Linked DNA regions of Homo sapiens: region 1 is linked to region 2. A link is an interaction called in ENCODE POLR2A ChIA-PET data of the cell type or tissue named here. Cell type or tissue: PC-9. All regions are shown on one strand. Links, peaks and the distances in the headings refer to the core of each region. The heading gives the core; the rest is flanking DNA. Region 1 holds the start of LOC102723530 (a long non-coding RNA gene). Region 2 overlaps PLB1 (phospholipase B1).

Region 1 (12,670 bases), core at 3,137-11,136, 110 kb after region 2:
TAAGTGGAAGGATGTCTTGATTAATCTCAGGCTGACGTTTTGCATTTGCTCTTGCAGCCAACACACACCGAGCCATCAAATCACCCTCCTGCTCCGTGCCAGACTCCGAACATGGAGTCCTCATTCCTGCCTCAGCAGCACTGGACAGAGCTTCTCTGTCCTCCCCCCTGGAAACGAGCCCCCAGCACAGGACCAAACAGATCATTGCTTCTACCTAGTGGAGCTAATAGCTGTTCATTGACCACATAGTCACTGGTCCCCTACTCTCCCAGCCCCTTGCTAAGCACGTCACATGCATTATCTCATTTACAAATGGGGTGGTTCCCAGAGATGGTTCTGGGGACCACAGTGGAGTGGGGAGGGGGCACTTCTGACCTGAGTGGAGTGAAAAGACAGCTGGCCCAGTCTCTTTTTGCGTCTGCTGCCCAGCATCATTGTCAACAGAGTCCACCTCATGCTTAGGAATGGCCCGGTTTGGAAGGTCAATTCTAGGTTCAGAGATTGGCCCAAGGCACCCTGTACCTGAGAGGGGCAGACACTAGAGGGCGCAAGGGAGCTGCGCTTGGTGGCCCAGGCTCAGGGATGTCAACTGGGCTGCAGCCTTGGGGCAAGGGCTATCTGCAGAGAGTGGAGGTGGGAGGCAGGTGGGGGGAGCGGGGGAGAGTGCCTAACCCTGCTCCCTCACAGAGCCCTTGCCCAGACCCAGCCCTAGCCCACATCCTCTCACCTCCATCAATCGCCCAGCAGGAGCCTGACCGGCCTGGGAACACAAGAGGGAAAAAGAGGTTCTGGGCCTGGCCTCTCCCCTCTCCACCACTTCAGCCCAGCCAGGCCCCAGCAAGCCTCTCCCCTGGGCTGGAGCCCTCAGACTCTCAGGCCGCTCTCCCGATGGGCTGGGACTGCAAATGAACCACGTTCTGGAAAAACAGCCAGGCCGTGCATCAAAGAAACTCCACGGCCCTCCAGGGGGTAGGTGTGGGGCGGGCCGGAAGCAGGAGGTGGAAGGACTGATAGAGCCCTTGGTTAGGAGTTCCGGTTCGGAACACCTTCTCCTCCTTAACCCACCCTCAGGAGCCACGAGGGCTCAGTTACAAGGCTCAGGTGGCAGCATCCTGGCCTGTGAATCAGGCTGACCAGGGTCCCTGCCCCGCCTGCTCCCACGGCCACAGGGCTTGTAACCTATGAAAAGCCCACTTCTCATGGTCCTAGCCTGGCCAGAGGTTCTGAATGTGCCACTGCCCCGTCCAAGACTCTGCCCGCAATCAGACGTGGGGCAGAGGGGGCGCCTCCAGGAGGCAAACTTTCCATTCCCACTGGGACAATGCCATGACCCCAGCCCCTGCTGACTCCTCTCCAGCCAATGGATCAGGCCACAGGAGGCCCTGCCTGCCTCCAGAAACTGGACGCCCCAAGCCTCTAAGTCCTCTTCTTGAGAGAAGGCCACATAAAAGGCAAGGTGGTGACGTCTTAGAGGCACGTACTTCGGTGTCCCACAGACTTGGGTATAGGTTGTATCTCTGATATTAGCGCCTTGGGCACAATACTTCACTTCTCTAAGCCTGGGTTGATTCACCTGTAAAAGGTAATAAGAACATCTACTTCACAAGGCTGGTGTAAGGATTAAATGCTACAAAGAACAGAAAGCGCAGAGCCGAGTTCCTGGTGCCCAAGCCAGCAGGAAAGTGGAGGAAGATGCTCTGAGCAGCACCTGCAGGGCCCTTCCGGCTCAGCCCAGTTTCTCTCTGCAGTGGAGTCCCAGTCTGCAAGCTAAGAACGGAGATGGACTTTCAATCCCAGCTTGGTATACATGGTATACACGGGTGAATTTTCTATTAGACAGTGGCACCAACGGATGTAGGAAGCCATGAATGCCTCGGTGTCAGCAGCCTCAGCCTAAGAATCATTCATTCATTCATTTGTTCATTCATTCACTTATTCAACAGACACCTTTTTGTCCAGACAGTCCCAGATTACAACTGTTGTCCAGATGTAATTATTAATAGCCTCCTTTGACCTTGAAGTGTCCCAGTTTGGATGATAAATTATACGGTCTCTCTGCCTACTGAGCACCTACTATGTGTCAGGTCCCAGGCTAGGCCCCGGGGATTGAGAGAGAGATAACGTAATGGCCCTGCCCTCTAGGGCTCCGGAGACAAGGCGGCGATTGCAAGGCAGTGTGAGAAGGCGGGGATGGACATGCTGCCACGGGACCCCTGTACCCCTTGACAAACCTGTCAAGAAACAACCTTTGACTTTCCTGCCCTTCTTGGGTTTATTTACTTTTACTTGTTTACAAAAAAACATTTTTTGGGTTAACTCATGTCATGCTTTTCCCACCTGATACAGGAAGCAGCAGTCCTTTTATTTATTATGTTTTCCTCTGGCCTCAGAAGTTGCCTTTTATTGAGATATATATGATCCTTTTTCAAGAATCTCAAATATCCCATCTGTTCCCTACATGATGTCACAAACATCAGTTTTCCAGAAGCAGGGTCCTAATTTATTTCTTCATGAAAAGGGTATGACATGAAAATGGCAGTGACCCCGGGGCATGCTCTGGTTGGCCAGCTCCTCACTACTTGTGCCAGAAACACCTCCATGACATTTAGGGAAAAAGACAGGAGGAGTCACAGGAGAGAAGATGAGATGAGAGGCAGGGATGTTCCCTGGGTGGGCTCCTTCCTGATCATCTAAGTTGGGTGTGGGGAGGATGGTTGCCTCCCCACAAAGGACCTTAGGCAGCCAAGTGTATGGGACAGGGCAGTGGCCTCTCCCTTCATGCCAGACCAGGGATGCCTTGGCCTGTGCAGTCTGTAAGGAGCCCAACCCCGCCAGTTTCCCACACCCCATACCCATTCTCCTCAGCTCAAGCCTCCTCCTTCCCTACCTAGGTCCTCCCAGTCTCCTACTCAGTTAACTCCAGAGCACCAGGGGCCAACTGGCATCGCATCTCCTTGTCCAGCACTTGGGGATCGACTTCCTGATTCTGTCTCACAATTTCCCGAGTCACTAGATGAAAATCCTGATAATTCACAGCCCGGAAGGAACACTACCTTATTTAGATGTGCTGCCCCCAGAGGAGGGGGAAAGAAGGAGGAGGAGGGGGATTTAGAAGCAGGTAGAGTAAAAGGAGAAGATAGAAGGCACCGGTGATTCTGAGAATTCAAGGTAATGATGATGTCATCACAGGGAGGGTTTCACTGGGGTCAGTGGGTGGGGGCAGGGCACGGTGGCTCAGACTTGTGACTCATTTGTAGAAGTGGGCCCTGTATTCAGAAGTCATTCATTGAGTAAGCCAGTAATTGTTTTGACACTCATTTATTGAGCTGTTATTATGTTTCAGACCCTGGACTAGGCCCCTGAGAGGGAAGATCAGGGCCAGGGCCCGGGAGCTCATGGTCCAGAGGGGAAATAGAGTTCCACTGCAGGGTGTGGGTGGGCACCGGGAGAGGGAGGTGTGGCAGGAGGCCAGAGGCATGGCTGACAGATGGATGGACAGACAGACAGACACAGACAGCCAGGCTCCATGCAGAGGGAGTGGTCAGGAAAGACTCCCTGGGAGAAGACGCGGGGTGGGGAGAGATATCTGAGATAATCGTGTGGGAGGAGTAGGCAGAAGCCAGACATGGGAAGGGAAGGGAGTTTCAGGCCGCGGGAAGAGCATCGTGCAGGAAGGCATGGAGGTGGGGGCTCGGGAACGTTTGGGGAAGTGCAAGAAGTTCCTGAGATGGTGAAGGGAGAGAAATGGCTTTGAGGAGGGAGGGGCAGCCACTTCCTAAAGAATCTGAGCTGCTGCCCTGCAGGCCCTGAGGATCCTGAAGGCACCAACCCTGGGGCTCCTGGCCACATTCCCCCTTCTTGGGAGAGGAACCCCTGAGCGTGCGATGGCCAAGTCCCACCCTGACAGACCCGTGCCTGGCTCCAGCCCTTACCAGTGTCCTGCCTGGGCTGGAGGTTTTTTCGCACATCATCCCATGCCACTCCTTTTCTCCAGAACCCCATTGATCCTCGAAGGTGGCCCAGTGTCCCCTGACGATGGAGAGATTGAGGTTCTCTAGAGGACAGAGCTTGCCAGGCCCCTCGGCTAGCATGTGGCAGAGCCAGAAGCAGAAGCCAGGGTTGTCTGGGCTCTTCCCACTTAATTCCAAGCCCTCCCTTGCACCACAAGTCCTCCCTAGGAGCTCCTGCTCGAACTCCAATTTCCAAAGTGTTTTACAGCCCCTGCCCGAATGCTGCCTGTTCCAAGTGATGCCCCTAAAAGCAGCCCGGCTTCATGGTGACCTGACACCACCCCAGCCTCAACCATCTTACCCATGCCCTGTTTGATCCCATTGCAGGACCCTGGCTTGTAGCTGTGTGGACCCCATACTCTCTTCCTATCCCAAACCTTCCTATTCCACCAGGGTGCCCTTCTACAAGGGCCAGGACCTCCTCCAGGCCACAGCAGTCACCTGGATGATGAGGGCTCCAGGAGGCACCCTCAACCCTGGAATTCTCTTTTTCAAATAAGAGATCCAGGTGAGAACCGTGAGGATGGGCACTTGGACAGGAAGAGGTTGCTTTGGCCCGAGCAGCAACAACGTTGGTCACTCAAGCCTTCACCAGGTTCTGCTCCACACAGAAGGAAGGAAAGCCCATCTCATCAGGCCTTGGGCACCAACAACACAAATAGTTCCTTGCTAGCAATACATTTTCCGATATGTTTTTGCTTCTTCCTCTAACGTTTAACCTTGGGTATATTTCAAAAGAAACGCAAGTCTGCTTGCTTCTGATTCATACTCACTGAGATCATCAAAACCAGAATTATTTGGTAATAGCTGCTGGGTTTACTGGATGCCCTCTGGGATCTGTAAAATCTCTATTCCTCAGAAACAGGAAGTTTCAACAAGAGGAAGGAGGCTGGTTGCAAAAATCAAAATTTGAATCTTCTCCACCTATTGGAGAGCCCAGCGTTCATGGCACTTCCTTCAGCCAGTTAACAAATGTGGATTCGGTGCCTACTGTGTGCAGGAACTGGGGACAGAGATGATTTTTTAAGGGGCTCTGAATGAGTTTGCTGAGGCTGTCAGAAGAGAATACTGTACATCAGGTGGCTTCAACAACAGAAATTTATACTTGCACAATTCTGGAGGCTGGAAGACTGACAGGGGCCAGCAGGGGTCCTTTCTTTTAAGTCCTCTCTCTTTGGCTTGGAGATGGCTGCCATCTTGCTGTGTCTGCCCATGGTCTTCCCCCTGTGTCTGTTTGGTTCTAATCACTTCTTGTAAGGACACCAGTTACATTTAATTTAGTCCCCCCCAATGACATCATGTTAACTTAATTACCTCTTTAAAGACCCTGTCTCCAAATACAGTTGCATTCTGAGGTTCTGGGGGGTTAGGACTTCAACATATACATTTGGAGGAGTGGGGCGCACAATACAGCTCAATGTAGCCTCTGATCTCAAGTCATTTTCCCATGTCAGGCTTTCTCTTTGGTCACCATCTGAGGTTAGCGTCTGCAGTGAGGTGGTCGAGGTGCCTGTTCTGGGCTGTTGCAGGTTTTCTAAGGCAGGATGATTTGGTGAAATGGCCACCACACCATCAGATCTGAACTCTTGTTCTGCCCCCTTCACTAGCTGGGTGGTATAGCCTGAGTTATGTAACCTCCAAAGCCTCAGTTTCCTCATCAATATACTGAGAATAATCATTTCTGCCTCGAAATGGGAGTTATTTTCCCAGGTGTGTTTCCTGCAGGGTTTCCTCCTCCAGTGAACCAAGGATGTCTTCTCATGGCTCTATGGGAAGAAGTGGGCTGGGAAACGCAAGAAAGGAAGACACAGGGTTAGAGGTCAGGTCCCTCAGCCAATCCATAGCCAAAATGCCTGACTGCTAGTACTTAACTCCTTAGGCTTGGGCCTCTTGGGAGCTGATGCTTGGTCAACTCCCACTGTCTGGGCAGACCCACCCACAGACTCTCCATCCTACCGGGGTTCCCCTGGCTCTCTCCCCTGTGACTTCCTTGGAAAAGGTTCTCCTCTGAAGGCAGCCAGCTCTCCTGGGTCAAGTCCCAGGCTAGGAGGAGGGGAAAGTGACCTGGAACTGAGCATCCCCCAGGAGTACCCACGGCCAGGACCTCTGTAAGAGTGTGGTCTAGGAAGGCAAGGGACAATTGTTGGGTCCAGGCTGAGCCCACTTGCTGAAAGATGATCTTGGATAGAAAACAAGTCGAAAGGCTAACAGAGCCCTCTGTTTAGAGGAAGCCCTCACAGTTCAGGGATGTAGGGGCTGGACTAGTCATTAAGGGACCTGGGTTCAAATCCCAGCTCCAATAGTTGCCTGTGATAGGACACTAGCAGCTTACATGACTGCCCTGAGCTTCAGTTCCTTGGCTATAAAATGGAGATAACAATACCTAACTTGTTCCCCTCAAAGGCTCAAAATGGAATAAAGTGCTGGGCAAATATGAGTACATACTTTATTGTATTGCATTGTAGTTGAGACAGAGTCTCACTGTGTCACCCAGGCTGGAGTGCAGTGGCACAATCATGGCTCACTGCAACCTTGACCAGCTGGGCTCAAGCAATCCTCCCACCTCAGCCTCCTGAGTAGCTGGGACCACAGTTGTGTGCCACCACCCCCAGCTAATTTTTCAATTTTTTTTAGGGCTAGGGTCTCACTATGTTGCCCAGACTAGTCTCAAACTCCTGGGCTCAAGCGATCCTTCCGCTTCGGCCTCCCTAAGTGCTGGGATTACAGGCTTGAGCTACTGTGCCCTGTCTGAATGTATATTTTATTAATAAGTAAAAAAAGTGCCCACTTGGCCTCCGTCCTCTGAGCCAGCACACCTTCTCAGCTCCTGGGAATGAAGGGAGAAGTCCTTGTTGCTTTGGTTTCCAGTTTCTTTAAGCTGCCAGTATTCTACACATACACACACACACACACACACACACACACACACACACACACACACACCCCATTGGGAGCAGATTAAGGAGACATCTCTTCTCAAAAAGAAGAGCATTTCCAGCTTTGGAGTAAGAAGAATTAGGGCTCCTTCTGGGCCACATCACCTCTTCAGCATCATCCCACCCCCAGCTGGAGCCCTCTCTCCCTCCCTCCCTGAATTACTCACACTCTTGGAAACATGACTGATGACTTCGGGATGAGTAAGAGGCTCTTGCGTGTCATGGTTTGACTGCTGGGAGGGTGAATGAGTTCAGTGCTCCCTTGAGCAAGGCCACCGCGGACCTGCACCAGGGGTCCAGGCCACAGGACCCCAGAGGGGAGTTAGGCTTCATTTAGCAATGAACTAAAAGTCCTGACCCATTCCCCCTTCTTCCAAGCCCCTGAGTGGTGATGCCCTCTCAGTGTGGAGTGACAGCCCCAACACCTTTCTGGGCTGCCCAGGTAGAGGGTGCAGGGGCTCCTTCTGAGCTCCAGGTGAGTGCATTCCTCAGACCCAGGCACTCCTGGCCTCAATCCAGCAGAGCCAGGCCCAGGGGCAGCTCTGAAATTGGCAGCCAGCGTTGGTTGCTGTGGAAGGTCCCTAATCCTGGGGCCCACTCTGCAGGGTGCGTGTGTGTAGTGGGTGTGTGTGTGTAGTGGGTGTGTGTGTTTATACTCTCGTGGACACCCTAATCCACAATGTCAGTCAAGCAAATATTTTTGGTCTGTTTTCCATTTTCCATGTGTCTCATTTCAGAACATTTGGTGGACATGGGATCACAGCAAAGGAAGGTATTTATTCAATGCATTTTGAAGTGTCTTTTTTACATTCTTGGAGTTACTGTGCAAGGTGAACATGCTAACATAAGCAAAACAACATGCGAACTAGACTTTCCTGGCATGCAATAAATAGGGCTGAAGCATCAGTTTCCCCATACCTAAAGTGGGTTTAGTCAGAACACAGATGGCATGGAAAATAACGCTAGGACTGTGAAGCATGAGGCAGCCCCACCTCAATGTCCTCTGCACCCGGCACAAGACAGTGTCCTCACTTGGAGCCTTAGCTTCCCAAATAGTCACTGCTGTGTGAGAGATGGGGCTTACCCTCAAACTTTGCTCCATGCAGATCTTGAGGACTGAATGTCCGTTGAGTTGCTCAAGATGAAAGTGACGCATCAAGAGGCAGGACTTGATTAAAGCATTGCAGGACAGAGGAATAGAACTCAGAGGAACCCATTATGAAGCTGAGTTGCTTGATGGCACTGTGATATCCCAAACACAGGGCTGAGAATAAGTGAGGCAGGGAAGCCTACTGGCCCAGGCTCTCCCAGTTCCTCCCCACCAGCTCCTCTCCCAGCGGAATGGGTGGTTCCCTCCTCATCACCACTCTGTATTAACATTAGGCTTAGTCCTTAAAATGTAGGGTGTTAGAAGTTCCATATAAAGCTGGAATAAACCTTAAGTAACTAACTCAGATGTTCAAAAAATATTACCTTCTTTCCCTTCCTATAACTCAGATGAGATACCTCACCACCAGAATGGCAGAAAATTACCCAGTCAATGCAGGTTTTCCTGCTCACTCTTCTCAGTGTTGGGAGTGATTTTCTAGGAGGTTCACCAAGAGCTAAGGAATTGGGGAGACTTTCCTCATGCAGGCCTCTGCTGGGATGGCTGCTGTTCTGATCTTACAGATCCTTCAGTGTGCACCTCTCTCCGGGTCATACTAAGGGTCTAGAATTCATGCTGCTGCTCCCGCACTGATCAGAGCCAGGGGAGGCTCTACAAGCCTTGTCTGTCCCCTCTGTGAGATCTGGCTGGCTCCTGAGACCCTAACCCAAGATATAGGGGTGCGGAGCTGCTCTCTAATTCCCTCCCGTTCTTCTCTCTCCTCCCCACCTAGGGGATTTTTCTCTAGTCTTAGAAGGGTGGTTGGCTGGAAGCGGGAGTGGGAGCTGCTCTCTATCATCTGTTTTCTCCAAACTTTGTGACTCTGTTCCTTTTAGGACTTGGGCTTTGAAACCAAAGCCAGAAAGGCACCCCTTTTTTCTGCCTTGTATCCTGTTATATCCACTTCCCCCTTGGTAATCAGCTCAGAACTGGTGGTGAAAAGGGCAAAGAATAAATACTGGGAGGAATGGGCTGATATTTCAAAAATATGCTGCACAGGCTGGGCACAGTGGCTCATGCCTGTAATCCCAGCACTTTGGGAGGCCAAAGCGGGTAGATTGCTAGAGCCCGGAAGTTCAAGACCAGCCTGGCAACATGGCGAAACCCCATCTCTAAAAATATACAAAAATTAGCCAGCTACGGTGGTGTGCATCTGTAGTTCCAGCTATTTGGGGTGCTGAGGCAGGAGGATCGTTTGAGCCTTGGAGGTCAAGGCTGCAGTGAGCTATGATCATCCCACTGCACTCCAGCCTGGGCAACAGAGTGGGACCCTGTCTCAACAAAACAAAACAACAAGAACAAAATATGTATATGCAGTACCCCATGGAGCATCCGTCTTCACTACCTGAATTAGAACTTGCTGTAAAGCTATTGTAATCATGACAATAAGATATTGGTGTCAGAATAGACAAGGAGATCAAGGAAACAGAATAGAAAGCCTAGGAGTGAGACCATGTGTATGTGCTCAACTGACTCCCAACAAAGGCACCAATGTGATTCAATGGGGGAAAGGAAAGTCTTTTTAATTTTAAATGATGCTAGAACATCTGGATATTAAAAAATGAGCATTGACCCTTACCTCACATCATACTCAAAAATTATTTTGCACCAGGCACAGTGGCTCATGCCTGTAATCCCAGCATTTGGGGAGGCCAAGGCAGGCGGACCGCTTGAGATCAGGAGTTCAGACCAGCCTGGCCAACATGGCGAGACCCTGTCTCTACAAAAAATACAAAAAATTAGCTGGGCCTGGTGGCATGCACCTGTAGTCCCAGCTACTTGGGAGGCTGAGGTGGGAGGATGGCTTGAGCCCAGGAGGTAGAGATTGCAGTGAGCCCAGAATGCGCCATTGCACTCCAGCCTGGGTAACAGAGCCAGCCAGACCCTGTCTAAAAAAAAAAAAAAAAAAAAAAAATAGATGGATTATAGACCTAAACAAAAAATCTAAAACTATAAAGCTTCTAAAAAAGAACAGAAGAGAGAATTTTCATGACTTTTGGGTAGGCAAAGTTTTCTTAAACAGATCACACACAAAGAAAAACAATCACAAACTATTAAAAAATGAAATAATTTGTAGATTGGACATTATCAATTTTTTGTTGTTTTAAACTCTTTTGTTGGTTTTTATTTGATTTTTTTTTTTTTTTTTTTTGTAGAGATAGGGTCTCCCTGTGTTTCTCATGCTGGCCTGGAACTAACTCCTGGCCTCAAGCCATCTTCCCACCTCAGCCTCCCAAAGTATTGGGATTACAGGTGTGAGCCACCACACCTGGCCATTTTTGTTTTCTTTTTCTTGGAAAGACGTTTTTAAGAAAATAGGCAAGTCAGTCTGTGAAAAAAATATTCACACAAAACATATATCTGACAAAGTTCTGGTATCTAGAATATATAAATACTCACAAATCAAGAATAAAATGATTTTTTAAAGCCTAATAAATAAAAGGGAGCAAAGGACATGAACAGACACGTCACAAAAGAACATTACAAAGGGCCAGTAAACAAATGAAAATTGCTCAGCCTCATTGTGCTTAATCAGGAGATGCAAATTAAAACCACAGCAGTAACATTTCACACCCACTCGAATGGCTAAGCTGAAAATGACCAACAATAGCAAATGCTGGTGAGGACGTGAAGCAACTGTAACACACACTGGTGAGGGCACAAAATGGTACAACCATTTTGGAAAACAGTTTGGCAGATTCTTAGAAAGTTAAACATACACCAACCCTATGATTCACCAATTCCACAACCAAGTATTGCCCCAAGAGAAATAAAAACAGATTTTCACCCAAAAAACAACTTGTCCAAAAATATCCATAGCAGTTTTATTCCTTTATTAGCAAAAATTGGAAATTACCCACATGACCATGAACAGGTAGATAAGTAGATAAATACATTGTGGTTTCTTCATACAATGGAACACTACTGAACAATAAAAATGAACAAACAATGCAACATGGACAAATGTCAACACTGTGTGGAAGAAAGAAGCCAACACAAAAGAGTGCATATGAGATGATTCCAAAAAGGATCTGTGATGATAGAAATCAGAACGTTGGTTGCCTCAGGGTGGGGTTGGAGATTGATGAAGAAGGTAAAAAGGCAACCTAGTGGAGTGAAGCAAATATGCTATATCTTGATTGGAATTGTGGTTGCATGGGTGTACACGTCTGTCAAAACTCAGTGAGTTTTACACTTAAGATCGACGCATCTCAGTGTCTCTAGAGTACACCTCAAAAACAAACAAACAAACAAAAAAACAAATAAAACACACACACACAAAAACAGTTGCCAGGGGCAGAAGAGAGGGGAAAATGGGGAGTTTTTGTTTAATGGGTACAGAGTTTCAGTTTCCTAAGATGAAAAAGCGATTGGTTGCATACAATGTGAATATACTTAATGTGACTGAACTGTACTCTTAAGATGGAAGAGATAGTACATTTTATGTTATGTGTATTTTATTACATTTTAAAAATAAAAAATTTTAAAAAATGCTAGCACATAAAACCTAACAAACCTTACTCGTGAGTATTTAAACACAAACAACTTGATTTCTTTTTTTTTTTTTTTTTTTTTTTTTGAGACGGAGTTTCCCTCTGTCGCCCAGGCTAGAGTGCAGTGGTACGATCTCGGCTCACTGCAACCTCCACCTCCTGGGTTCAAGCGATTCGCCTGCCTCAGCCTCCCGAGTAGCTGGGATTACAAGTGTGCACCACCACATCCAGCTAATTTTTGTACTTTTAGTAGAGACAGGGTTTCACCATGTTGGCCAGGCTGGTCTCGAACTCCTGACCTCAGGTGATCTGCCTACCTTCGCCTCCCAAAGTGTTGGGATTACAGGTGTGAGCCACTGCACCCAGCCAACAACTTGATTTCTTAATACAATATTTATCTAGTTTATTAAAATAAAAGAGGCAAGATAAATCTTTTATATAGTTAACCAGAATAAAATAAAATAAATAAAATAAAATAAAAAACAGGCTGGTGCTCTTGCTCTCAAGACACCACAGTGTCCTGTCCAGTGGCAATTGGTGCCTTCCAGTGGCATCATCACTTTCCATATGGCACCATCATGGGTTTGGAGGGCAGAAGTTCTCCCCTCCAAATGCCTGCATGGCTTGTGCTGCTTACTGGGAGAAAGACGTTCCAGAACTACTTCCTGATGAATTTCTTCCCAAAGAGCCTGGTTTCTTGTGTCTCCATATTGGATCTTTTTCACTTTTTCCCTCCCCCATCCCCACCCCACACCCTGAGCCCAGGCACCTTAGGGAGTCAACAGGTGCCTTTTAAGGTGACTGTGTTCCTCCTGCGTCATGCTGTCTTCCTGCAAACCTGCTTGGTGGAGGGGCCAGCCGGTGGGGACGCTGAACCCTGAAGCTCTTCGGTCCCAGTTGCCCTGAGTCTCCCTGACAAGGATGTTGGTTCTGGCCCGTCCTTCCCTCTGTCCCAGGCAGAGGACAAGGTCTTTCTGGCTGCAGTGCCCAACATCTCACTCTCCTTGCAGACAATTCAGAAAATAAAAAGTGGCATTGGAGGAAGGCACATGGAGGAAATGTCTTTGGGTTGTCCAGAGGTTG
Region 2 (12,670 bases), core at 3,135-11,134:
TTTTGACACCTCCCCGCCCCCGGCCCCCAAGCCCCGAACCTCGTTCCACCCCCAACTCTAAGGCTTTCGTCACTGTCGGAAGCGGAGCTGGGCGGCAGTCTCGGGAGGCAGCGCCCCCTGGTGAATTTAGCGGGCTCCTGCAGCCGGGGCTCCTCCCGAGGCCCGCGCCACCTGCAGGGGGAGCGGGAAGCGTGCAGGGGCCGCCCCAAACCAAACATCCCGGCCGCCGCCGCGTACTCACTCGCCAGGGTGGTAACGGTGCCGATGTTCTCATCTCCGCCGACGCTGTAACGTGGGTCCAAGAAAGAAAATGAAGGGTTAAAATCCCAGCCACGCCGAGACCCTTCAGACACTAGCCAGAAACGCCCGTCTCCCGAGAAACAGCCCGGGGGCCTGGAGCTTGCACTTTCCCCATCACTTCAGTAGAAAAACGGAAAAAGCAAACCAGAATACGACTCCCCTCCCCATAGGCCAGCACATCCAAACAAAACGCCAGCTTTAAACCAGCGGCTGATTTTCGCTGATGTTGGGGAAGGGGAGGTAGGTTGGTTCCTTGCACCCCTGCTTTCAAAGGGGAAGTAGTCCCTCGTCTGCCAGCCCCTTTCCAACTAGCCACTGCAGCGTGCATTAATATTATTGGCCCTATTTTTTTCTCTCTTCTCTTCCTGCTTGGCTTGGAAAAGCCGTTTTTAAAAGGTGTCTTCTAGAGAGTCAGCCATCTTCCAAGCCAATAATAAAATTCCAAGGTGATCAAAGTTAGAAGGGTTTCTAGGCATGCAAATATGCAGCATTCCAGAGTGGATTGGATTCCCTGCTTTTCCACACCCCCCCACCCCATTCTGTGCCAAGGGTGTCTAGGAGCATCTAAAAGGTTCCCCAAATGTTTGGGTTTAACTGTGTTGCAACGTGAGGAAGGATGCCAGAGACTCGGCACTCAGGTTAAAGCAGGTGTCAGATAGAGATGCCAGATTCCAGGTGAGGAAACACCAAACCTGCCCGGGCTTGCAGCAGAGGTTTGATCACATACAGAGCAGAAATAAGCCTGCCCAAAGTGATACAGGATAAGGGAATGCACTGGTGGGGGCCAGGAAGCATCTGCTCTGCTTCCTGATCTTTTATCTTCTGGCTCTGTGATCTTGGTCAGGTTACTTGCCCTCTCTGAGCCTTGTTTCCTCATCTGCAAAATAAAGGCCCTATAATAACAATGCCAACTACCAGATACTTAGTGTCAAGCACTGTGCTGGACACCTAAATTCTTTCTAGCCCTCAGACAGTGCTCAGGTAGTAGCATTATTTCTGCATCAGAGATGAGGAGAGAAGCTCAGAGAGGTTAGGGAACTTGCCCAAGGTTACATCCAACTGGGCAGCTAGGGCTCAGCTACAACTCTGGTTCCAAAGGCAATGATCTGTGCATCACTCAGGCCACTGCCTCCTTCTGAGATTATATCACAGAGGGAGAAATGGAAGCCAGAGAAGCATTTCCAGCCCAAACATTTATGTAGTTTCTCTCCTGGATTCCTGGCTCAAGGCTCAGCTACTGTTTTGGGCAATGTAGTGGTTTGAGGAGGCTGGTGAATACCTTTTTCAAATTAAACCTAGAAGTTGGTCATAGAAAAGAACAAAATGGCCCACCCTTCTGCTTAAGGCGTTGTTTTCTAGAACACTCAGGGGGCTTCCCTTGCTCTGCAATGAAGGGGCCTTTGGGGCCTTGCCACACCCTCACTCACCTCCAGGACAGGCCTCGGTACTGAGTCAAGACGTCCAAGACGTTCCCAGGTGTGGACCCGGCCCCATTGCCTGCCTGAGAGGGAACAATGAGGGGGTGAGTTTCTCTGCTTTCCCCAGTGGCCCACCTCTGCCTACCTGCCAAAAGGTCTATGTTCTTATGCTGGCCAGGACCACCTGGGCACTCTCTGGGATCTAGGGTCTAGATGGCACCATGTCTCCATATGTATCCTGCCTTTTCAGAGATGAGTGAGAGTGCCCACTGGGAATGCCTGGTGCTACTCCCAGCTCTGCTTCATTCTAAGAAACCCTGCCTAGGCCAAGACCAAGTAAAACTCGTCCAGCAAAAGTGCTCTTGAAATTAGACTGTACCTTTTCAAAAGGATACATTTCAGGGTCCTGTTTTTCTCATTTTTTTAAAGTTGTGAAGTATATCATAAAAGGAAATACATCATTATCCTTTTATACCAATATATCTCACCTATGCAGTTTAAAATGTAGTAATAAAATGAAATCCCACGTAGCCGTCATCAGCTGAAGAAAGCACAATGTGGACACTCTCCAGGTGCGTGTCCCTTGCCTAAAGCACTTTGCTTCTGAGCATTTTGAAGGGCATGCTGAGACTGGCCTCCCAGGCAGTTGGGGGTGAAGGCTGGCCTCCATGAGAGGCCCCCCAGGTGTGATCCCTGCTCTCTGGTGCCCAGTTCCTTTGCTACCTGCCAGGCAGGTTCACACCCAAAGTGCTGCCTCCCTAGGAACCCCTGAGCAGCTGTGCCGAGATGTGATGACCCCTTGTCCTGAGAGTATCTTCAAGGAGACCAGGGAATTGGGAGCAGGTGATGTCAGGCCCCGCCGGGCAGGAAGAGGTTGGGATAAGCAGTGTATGAAGCTGCTAAGGCCCAGCCTGCCAGTCCTTCCTGGGAGGTTATGAGCAGTCAGGTCTTTGGGGTAAAGAGTGGCTGAGGGGCCACGGAGGAGGCTGCCACAGCATAGGGATAGGGCCCTGGACTTAGGGTCAGGATCCCTGATTTGTGATCCTGGCTCGAGCACTTACAAGCTGTGTGACCTTAGGCACTTCACCTTGCCCAGCTTCATTCACCTTCTTATTGATTTAGAGACAGGGCCTTGCTCTGTTGTCCAGCCTGGAGTGCAGTTGCACCATTGTGGCTCATTGCAGCCTCGAAATCCTGAGCTCAAGTGATCTTCCAGCCCCAGCCTTTCAAGTAGCTGGGACTATAGGCATGTGTCACCATGCTTAATTTTTTTTCTTTTCTTTTTTGTAGAGATTGGGTCTTGCTACATTGCCCAGGCTCACCTTGACCCCCTGGCCTCAAGTGATCCTCCCACCCTGGCCTTCTAAAGTGCTGAGATTATAGATGTGAGCCACTGGGCCCAGCCTTTATTGGTTGAATCTAAAGAAAGTCATGCCTCACAGGATTTTGTCATGAAGATACATCCCACTGAGTGGATGATATCATTGTGATAGACCATAGACATGAGAGGTGTCTGCTTGTTCTTGGGGAGGATTCAGCTGGAGACCCTGTATTCTACTGGCCCAGAGAATAGCAGCTGGACTCTGATGAGAGGCTGTTGAATGGAAGCTGTGTCTAGGAACCTCTGGGACTCCCAGCCCCCAGGCTCTCAAGGGCCTGATTCTGCTTTTCATGGATAGTGCTTTGCAGGGTCTGGGATGTCACCCGGGGGCAGATGCAGAAGTGGGTTTGGAACATCTCTGGCCTATCTGCCTCTTCCACAGACTCCCGTCTTCCCACCCTCCCCCACCTCCCTGCCCCCATTAGCACTTGCCCTGTCTCATCATCTCTTCACCTCTCTTCCTGGTACCTTCCCTTAGCTTTTCTACATGGACAAAACAAAGCACTGGATCCTTGGAGGAGTTCTACACCATGGTCTGGAGATCTTGTCCAATCCTGCCCCACCGCTGACCAGCTGTGTGACTTGGGGTGGGTCACTCCTGTCACCCACACTCCCTCTGGGGTCCCTCCACTTCCTGCTCTCTCCTTCATCTCAGCATTGGGGGAGGAAGATGAGACCAGAATGGAGGTGGGAAACCATGATGGGAAGGGAATGCTGTTGAATGCCAGGGTGGGTCGGACAATGGAGAGATGGAGATCAGGACCCGAGATGGTAGCATCTAAGAGCCAGGCGTGAGACCTTCTCTCTCCATTTTCCTCTCCAGGTTCTCATATTAGTCAAAATCTTTTCCCCTCCTGCCCCTTCTGCATCAGGGTCACTTACCGTGAGAGAGTCACCCAGGGCTCCAATTACGTTGATGTCAGCCGGCTTCAGCCTATGAACTAAGAATATAAGCAGGAGTGAGTGGAAAATGGGGCTTCCAGGAAAGCACTGGACCCATCTACTCTGAAACAAAGGAACAACTTCCAGGATAACAAAGAAAAAGTCAGTTTTTACCACCAAGACACCTTGGATAAAAGATAGGAAAAACCCATCCTTGTCAATGGGCTCTGCAATGCCAGCTGTGGAGTCTGAGTGCTGGCTTCCTCTCTGGGGCACCTGGACACAGGAACAGGAAGCTGAAAGGTGGATCCTGCTTTAAGTGGGGAGCTGTGCTCGCATTTGGTGGGACCAGATGCTACAAGGCGAGTGGTGGCAGGCCCTTGGCAAGGTGATTTGGGAGGAGGGAAGAAATTGCCATGGAAATGCAACCAATACTTAATCTATTCTAGGATCTGATATTTGGGATAAAATATTACATCATCCTATAAAAATCAGTTCAGTTTCTCTAAAGTGAAAAAGGAATACTTTTATGCCACTGACTTTTTTTTTTTTTTTTTTTGAGACAGAGTCTTGCTCTGTCTCCAGGCTGGAGTGCAGTGGTGCAATCTTGGCTCACTACAACCTCCGCCTCCCAGGTTCAAGCTGTTCTCCTGCCTCAGCCTCCTGAGTAGCTGGGAATACAGGTGCACATCACCACACCTGGCTAATTTTTGTATTTTTAGTAGAGACAGGGTTTCCCCATGTTGGCCAGGATGGTCTCGATCTCCTGACCTTGTGATCCACTTGGCTTGGCCTCCCAAAGTGCTGGGATTACAGGCGAGAGCCAACGCGCCCGGCCGACTGTTTTTTAATTGAGATGAAATTCATATAACTAAAATTAACCATTTAAAGGTGAACAGTTCAGTGGCATTTAGTCTATTCACAATGTTGTGCAACTATCACCTCTATCTAGCTTTGAAACATTTTCATTACCCCAAAATGAGACCCTATAACCCATTAAGTGGTCACTCTCCATTTCTCCCTCCTCCCAGTCCTTAGTAACCAAAAACTTGCTTTCTGCCTCTATGGATTTATCTATTCTGGATATTTCATGTACATAGAATCATATAATATGTGACTTTTTATGTTTGGCTTCTTCTATTTTGCATAATGTTTTCAAGGTTCATTTGTTATAGCATGTATCAATACATTCATTTTATTTTTATCTTTTGAGACAAAGTCTCACTGTGTCACCTGGGCTGGAGTGCAGTGGCTCGTGATAATGGCTCACTGCAGCCTCGACCTCCCGGGCTCAAGTGATCCTCCCACCTCAGCCTCCTGAGTAGCTAGGATTATAGGTGTGTACCACCATGCCCAGCCAATTTTTTATTTTTTTGTAGAGAGAGCCTCCCTATGTTGCCAGGCTGGTCTCGAACTCCTGGCCTCAAGTGATGCTCCCACCTCAGCCTCCCAAAATGCTGGGATTACAGGCATGAGCTACAGAGCCCAACCACTTCATTCCTTTTTATTGTTGAATGATATTCCATTGTATGGATATACCATACTTTTGTTTATCCATTCATGCATCGATAGGCATTTGGGTTATTTCCACTTTTGGGCTATTGTGACTAGTATTGCTATAAATATCTGTGTACGAGTGTTTGTTTGAATGCCTGTTTTCAATTATTTTGGTATACACCTGAGAGTGGAATTGGTGGATTATATGGTAATCCTATGCTTATCTTTTTGAGGAAGCATCAAGCTGTTTTCCACAGCTTGACTATACATATTTTTATCTTTTGAGTTTGAGCATTCCGTGTGATGTGGCAGCTATTAACTCACAGGACAAACATGTTGAACACGAAGCAGTGGCTGGGTGCTTTGGAGACCACACAGTGATCAGAAACAGAGAATGCCCTCAAAAAGCTCACAAGCTAAGGAGAAAATGAGAAATAGCCATAGTTATTATAGTGTAAGACCGATAAACACTAAAAGAGGTGTGAAGTGATGTGAAGCTATAGAGCTGGAGGGATGATCTTCCCCTGGGGGGCCTGAGGAGGGGGTCACAGCAGGCTTCATGGAGAAGGTCGCATTTGAATTAAGCCTCAGGAATAACAGGAGGATGAGGGAGAGCGAGATCGGGTGATGGAGGGAAAAGCGTGATGGATGGATGTGGTAGGGTCGAGCTTGGATGTCTCGAAAGCCCAGCTAGTCACAGTTTGGCTTGCATGAAGCATATATGAGAGAGCAAAGAGAAAACCACCTTGGAAAGGTAGGTTAGGGCCACAGGGCCTAACCAATATCTGGTAACCAGTAATCTGCTTTCTGCCTCTATAGATTTATCTATTCTGGATATTTCATGTAAATAGAATAATATAATACGTGACTCTTTGTGTCTGGCTTCTTCTACTTTGCATAATGTTTTCAAGGTTCAATTATGTTGTAGCATCTATCAATATATTCGTTTTATTTTTATTTTTCGAGACAAGGTCTCACTCTGTCACCTAGGCTGTGGCGTGTGATCATGGCTCACTGCAGCCTCGGCCTCCTGGGCTCAAGCGATCCTCCCACCTCAGCCTCCTGAGTAGCTGGGATTATAAGCTTTTATGCCTGGCTAACAAGTTAGGAGTTTAACATAGATATTGCTATATATGTAATTACTCACATACACACACAGGTACTACATCTACCTACCCCTTTACCTTATACACATAAGAAAGTGAATCCTAGTGTATTTGGGGGACCACCCCTAGAATTTCTTAAGCCATATATAGCTTGGTCTCTCAAGTCACAAGCTCACCTCCCACTCCCCCAATTACCTCACCCCCAAGGTCACCCTGACTTGGCCATAGCTCTACCTTTGCCGATGTGCTTCTATTGTGTCTAGTGGCACAACGCTGCACTAAATTATTGAAATAGCTCTTGTGGTTTGGAAGAAGCCTAGTACAGAGTTTGTACCAAGGAGTGGCCCACCCTGGTACATTTCAGTGGTTAAGTGCTTAAGAAGGATAAACTGAAAGTTGTCTGCAGGAGGCTTTCTCAACAGCCTTCTTTGCCAAAGACAGTTTATAAAGCCTGTAGCGTGACCAGATTACAATCCCAGCACTTTGGGAGGCCGACACGGGCAGATCACCTGAGGTCAGGAGTTTCAGACCAGCCTGTCCAAAATGATGAAACCCCGTCTCTACTAAAAATACAAAAATTAGCCAGGCATGGAGGTGTGCTCTTATAGTCCCAGCTATTTGGGAGGCTGAGGCATGAGAATTGCTTGAACCTGGGAGGAGGAGGCTGCAGTGAGCCGAGATTGCGCCACTGCAATCCAGCCTGGGAGATAGAGCGAGACTCCGTCTCAAAAAAAAAAAAAAAAAAAAAAAAAAAAAGCTTTCAGGCCTGCAGTGAAACACAGGGTGAGATGATTTTGACACAGCTGGACTATATACAACCCACAGCACCCATCAACATCCAAATCATGGCTGTGGAATTGTACCTGTGCAGGAAGCCGGATTAACATTGAGTGGAAAACATACTCAAGGGACTTCCAGGTCTCCAAGGTCTCGTCTCCTTTCATGGAGACATCTTGTCTACCTTCTTTCATGCTGTCTGCAATGGGGAGAGCCACTCCCAATGAGGATTTGCTCTCATTGGAAAAGTAAAAGTTCTTGCCTCTTCCTATGAAAGGATACAAACTCACACATACATAGTTGTAAATATATGTGTGCAAAACATATAGAGCAGCGGTCCTCCAATTGAGCCTGCATCGGAATCACCTGGAGAGCCTGTGAAAACACAGATGGCTGGGCCCCACCTTCAGAATTTTTGACTCAATAGGTCTGGGGTGGGCCCAAGGATTTGCATTTCCAACAAGTTTCCAGGTAATGCTGATGCTGCCAGTCCAGTCTGGGTACCACATTTTCAGAACCACTGATAGAGACACTCGATTATCAAAGCCATTGACTGCAGTCAAGTACTGCGCTTGGACCTGAAAAACCTGGAATCAAGCCCAGGAGGCAGAGGCTGCAGTGAGCTATGATTGCACCACTGCACTCCAGCCTGGGCAACAAAGTGAGACTGTCTGTAAAAAATTAAATAAATATTTGGCTGCGTGTGATGGCTCATGCCTATAATCCCAGCACTTAGGGAGGCCAAGTTGGGAGGATCACTTGAGCCCAGAAGTTCGAGACCAGCCTGGGCAATATAGTGAGACTCCTTCAATAAAAAAGAAAAAAAAGACTAGAGTTGTTTCTCCTGTGTGTATGTATAAATTGTCTTGTGGCCCTCACAACTGTAGCTGCCACTGCACAGCCTGATGACAACTCTGCCTCTTAGATTCAAGAGCTGCTGACTATCCTTCTTCAGTGTTCTTTCTCCTCCCCACCGCCATGCCTTGAATCCACCCTTACACACACACACACACATACACACACACCATGAACACATGCACCATGCACATATGCACCATGCACACATGCACCCTTCCACATGATTACAGCCTGCTTGGCTCTTCCCAGCCATCCACAGCTACACCATGTGGTTAGAAGAACAATAGCAAATCACAAAGCCAGCTGCACACATTAGCGCGTGTCCATCAGGCTGTGCAGGAGAACTTTAAAATGACCTCTTCTCAAAGAAATCACGCAATGGGGTTAAAAAGGCAACAAAACAAAAAATAAGACCTTTTCCCTCCAACTCTAGAGTGGTTTATTTTAGCTTCTGGTGATAACAGTCAAACACTGTATTCTTACTGCCATAATGCATCATACAGTGAATCCTGTGAACACTAGCTCGTATGCAAATGTTAGGGGAAATCCTTGGGACTGGGTAAAATATGGCAGAGATAGATAAATTTGCTTCAAAAATATTATCATTACAGTTTGCTAAAGAGGCAGCTGAAACCTACCATTCCTGTCTCCTAAATTTGTAGCAGGCAGAAAACACATAGACACACACACACACACACACACACAGAGACACACACACCCCCCTATGTTTATGTCTGTGTGTACATACATATGTATAGATAGACTGATTGGTCTATGGCCATACCGCCCTGAAAGTGCCTGACGTCATCTGATAGATTGGTTGATTATGGTGGGGGTGGTTCTCCAGTTGGCCATTCTGAAGGAATCTCAGCAAGAGATACAGTAATAAACCAGATGAAGCAAACCTGGGTGGGAGGAGTTGACTTCATCTGTGATCTTATTGTTAAGATAGAGCACATCACATTTCACTGGCCTAATTTTCCGTAGACCTTGATTTGAGGTTTGTTAATGTCATCATTAATGACACACACAGCTTAGAAATACAGTAAAGCACTTTAGCAGTTGCTCTCCCTGGAAAAAGAACTATTTAGTGATAAGATTAAATTTGTGTGGGCTGATTAGCTAAACATTATCTGGTACAAATTGTCCACCACCTTGAGAGAAGCTGATAAACACATCATTAACTCATCACGATTTCTACAGAGGGGACCTCTTATCAGAAGGCCATCCAAGCCATGACGAAGCATCACAAATAGCAAGGAAATTGCACACTAGACTGTAGAATGGGGACACTGCCCACTGTACATGGAAGGTTATACCCAGGAGAAAGGCTTGGCATGCTAGGGCTTTGTCTTGTGTAACCCAGCAACTTAAACCACCTGGGGCCCTAATCTGAAAAACATGCTTTCTCTCAATTGTCACCAAGCATTGCCCAACCTATTTGCCGTCTGATTTTAGGGACTTACATTAAGACTTCCACAATGGCAGTAAGCAGCTGCCTCAAGATTGGAACGATGTTTTGCCTTTGGAGTCTTCGGTGTGAGTTTCCATGAACCAATGCGTGCCTTCCACAGAGGAGCTCAAGAAACGTGTTAACTGGAATTAAAGGCTAAGTGACTCTGTGACAGGGACTTTACAGATCTCGAAGTTTTAGATGATGAAAACCAAAGGGCAGGGAAACACTTCTCTAAGTGTCTTGGGGGAGTTTGAACTCGCTCAGTAGCCTGGTTGTGTCCAGGGACAAGCAGGCTGTTATTTCCCACAGGGCATCATTCCTTCCTGATGATAGGGTAGGTCAAGTCACAAGACCCCTGAGTAGGTGGTGACCACAGAGACGGCCTCATGACCTACACTGAACATTGCACTGCTGGCTCACGATGAGATGATGCCCGTGGTGAATGACCACCCAGTGCTGTAACCCGGCCATTTTTCATATTGGCTTTTGAAGAGCTGATTTTAGCCAAATGGGTCAAATCAATGACATCAGGGACTTAGCAAGGAATTGATGGCTTAAAATAAATGAATGAACTGTTCTGGTTTATACTATTGGTGACAGCAGCATGTAATTAGCTTTGTGGATCCCTATTTGCAAAAGCTCTGAATTTTTCCCACTGTGTGGAATTTGCCATCAACATAGCCACCTTCATCAGAAAGTCAATAAGCCATGTCCCCTGTGACTCCTCATTGTCACTCTTTTATTTTCAAAAAGTGACTCCTTTTCTCGCTGGGAAAATCCTAAGCTCACTAGTAGGCCCAATATGTTTTTCTTGGTTATGCTAACTATGTTAGGGAGAGGGCCGTCTAGCAATGGAGCATGATATGAGTGTTTACAAAGTTATAAAGTCCATAGGAGAGAGCACTTGGCAAATTGCATCTATGTGCTGACTAGGAGGAAAAAGTTGCAAGTTTTTAGTTTTTACTGGCTACCCAATACCAACTGATTATAAAAAATCACTTACATTAACTCTATGTATCTCATCCTAGGGCCCCGTAAGTCAGTGGATAAAGCACATCACTCACGAGCTCTGAAGTGTACTCAGAATGAGGCACCCAAGTTGCCAGGGCCATGGCCTGTTGATGACAGGTTGCATCTCATTTTGAAACATCACTTTTAATGATGTTTAGATGCATGTATCTGTGGTCAGTTTGGAGAAGCACTAGAAAATGAGACTATAAAGAAGGTTTTTGAAAATAACTTTGGACCAGTATGGTAGCTTATGCCTATAATCCCAGCACTATGGGAGGCTGAGGTAGGAGGATCATTTGAGCCCAGGAGTTCAAGGCCAGCCCGGGCAACATAGTGAGACCTTGTCTGTACAAAAAATAAAATTAGCTGGACATGGTGCATGGGCCTATAGTCCCAGCTACTTGGGAGGCTAAAGTGGGAGGATCTCGAGCCAGGGAGATCAAGGCTGCAGTGAGGTGAGATCGCACCACTACACTCCAGCCTGGGCGACAGACTGAGACCATCTCAAAAAAGAAAAAAAAAAAAAAAAAAGGAAAGTAACTTTGAAGGCAAAATGCAAAACAGTTATTGTAAAAGATATTCCTAGTGAAAAATTCTTTTAATGAAAGGCATTTTGGTCTAGTTGATTTTTCAATACCTTTTTCAATCCTAGGGATTGTTCATCTGATGATTTAGAAATGCTCATTCAGATTAGTTCAGCAAATATTTATTGGGCTTCTACCATGTGCTTGAGTCACTGGAGGTATAAAGATAAGATGATCTCCTCTTATAAGACATATATCAGATTATTTTGATTAGAAATTGCAAACATGATCTCCAGAAGAGTGTATGACCTCACCAGAAATATATGATTAATATCAAAGGAAAATAATAATATGCACCTGTGCTGTCTTTTTACCTACCCCATCAGTCACAAGGATAGTTAGAATGTTCAGTCAAGATCACTGGCACATGGCTGGGTGCAGTAGCTCATGCCTGTAATCCCAGCACTTTGGGAGGCCACGGCGGGTGGATCACCTGAGGTCAGGAGTTCAAGACCAGCCTGGCCAACATGGCGAAACCCTGTCTCTACAAAAAATACAAAAATTAGCTGGGCATGGCGGCAGGCACCTATAATCCCAGCTACTTGGGAGGCTGAGGCAGGAGAATCGCTTGAACCCAGGGGGTGGAGGTTGCAGTAAGCGGAAATCACGCCACTTCACTCCAGCCTGGGTGACAGAGCAAAACTCTGTCTCAAAAAAAAAAAAAAAAAAGATCACTGGCACAATAATGAAATGTATTTTTCATTATTGGCCAGTTAACTGTGACCATTTTTCTGAATGACACTTTCCAGGTGAGACTCAGAAGTGCAGGCCCAACACTCATCTATGAGTGCTGATTCCAGGTGGAGAGCGAGTGTTTGGGTCCCATGCTCACCTTGGTCAGATCGAGGAGCCTAAATCTACCCATCTTGTTATTATATAAATGGCTCCTGTCACCAGAGGATCTCAGATTTTAAGGCCTTGAGATTTCTTGATCTTTAATCTTCAAGTACTGATAAACACACTAATCTTCAGGGTCAAGGAATAAGGAAGAGGTTTACATTTTACCCAGCTTTTAGATGTTGAGATATGCTCTAATGAGATTGGCTGGTTATCACTTTCATGACAGAAACATCATCTAGACAGATTATAAAATGCTTTAGAGAGCATTCTTTCAGAATAAGATTAAAAAGGGAATGGATATTACTTTGCTGTAAATGTGTGTGGCTATTAAAACTTTCAGATGTTCTCTCTAGACCAGGTGAGCTGGTTTATGCCTGTAATCCCAGCGCTGGAGGATCGCCTGAGCCTGGGAGTTCAAGACCAGCCTGGGCAACAATAAGACCCCATCTCTTAAAAAAAAAAAAAAAAAAAAAAAAAAAAAGGCAGGTGTGGTGATAATGCCTGTAGTCCTAGCTACTTGGAGGCTGAGGCAGGAGGATCACTTGAGCCCAGGAGGTTGA

The links. ChIA-PET counts read pairs that join two places held together with the same protein. Peaks named below come from ENCODE experiments on the same cell type or tissue, not always from the same donor. Only the 100,000 strongest peaks of a DNase experiment are listed, where the experiment ranks them.
Region 1: POLR2A ChIA-PET joins it to region 2 with 15 read pairs; 7 of 35 experiments call an interaction of 5 or more read pairs at or near these places.

What each region holds. Positions count from the first base shown.
Region 1 is chr2:28,440,538-28,453,207 of GRCh38, reverse strand. LOC102723530 (a long non-coding RNA gene) reads left to right here and starts at 3,023. Exons shown (of 2, transcript NR_187669.1): 1 at 3,023-3,168; 2 at 4,404-6,445. RefSeq lists enhancers at 451-964, 965-1,478. In PC-9, for the core only: no CTCF peak of the experiment used is centred there; DNase peaks (open chromatin) are centred at 3,157, 4,797 and 7,137; H3K27ac peaks cover 2,902 bases.
Region 2 is chr2:28,554,411-28,567,080 of GRCh38, reverse strand. PLB1 (phospholipase B1) reads right to left here. Exons shown (of 58, transcript NM_153021.5): 18 at 3,982-4,040; 19 at 1,728-1,801; 20 at 242-285. Among named protein-coding and RNA genes, the nearest start is that of PLB1, 65 kb to the right of the region's middle. RefSeq lists silencers at 106-165, 206-265. In PC-9, for the core only: no CTCF peak of the experiment used is centred there; no DNase peak of the experiment used is centred there.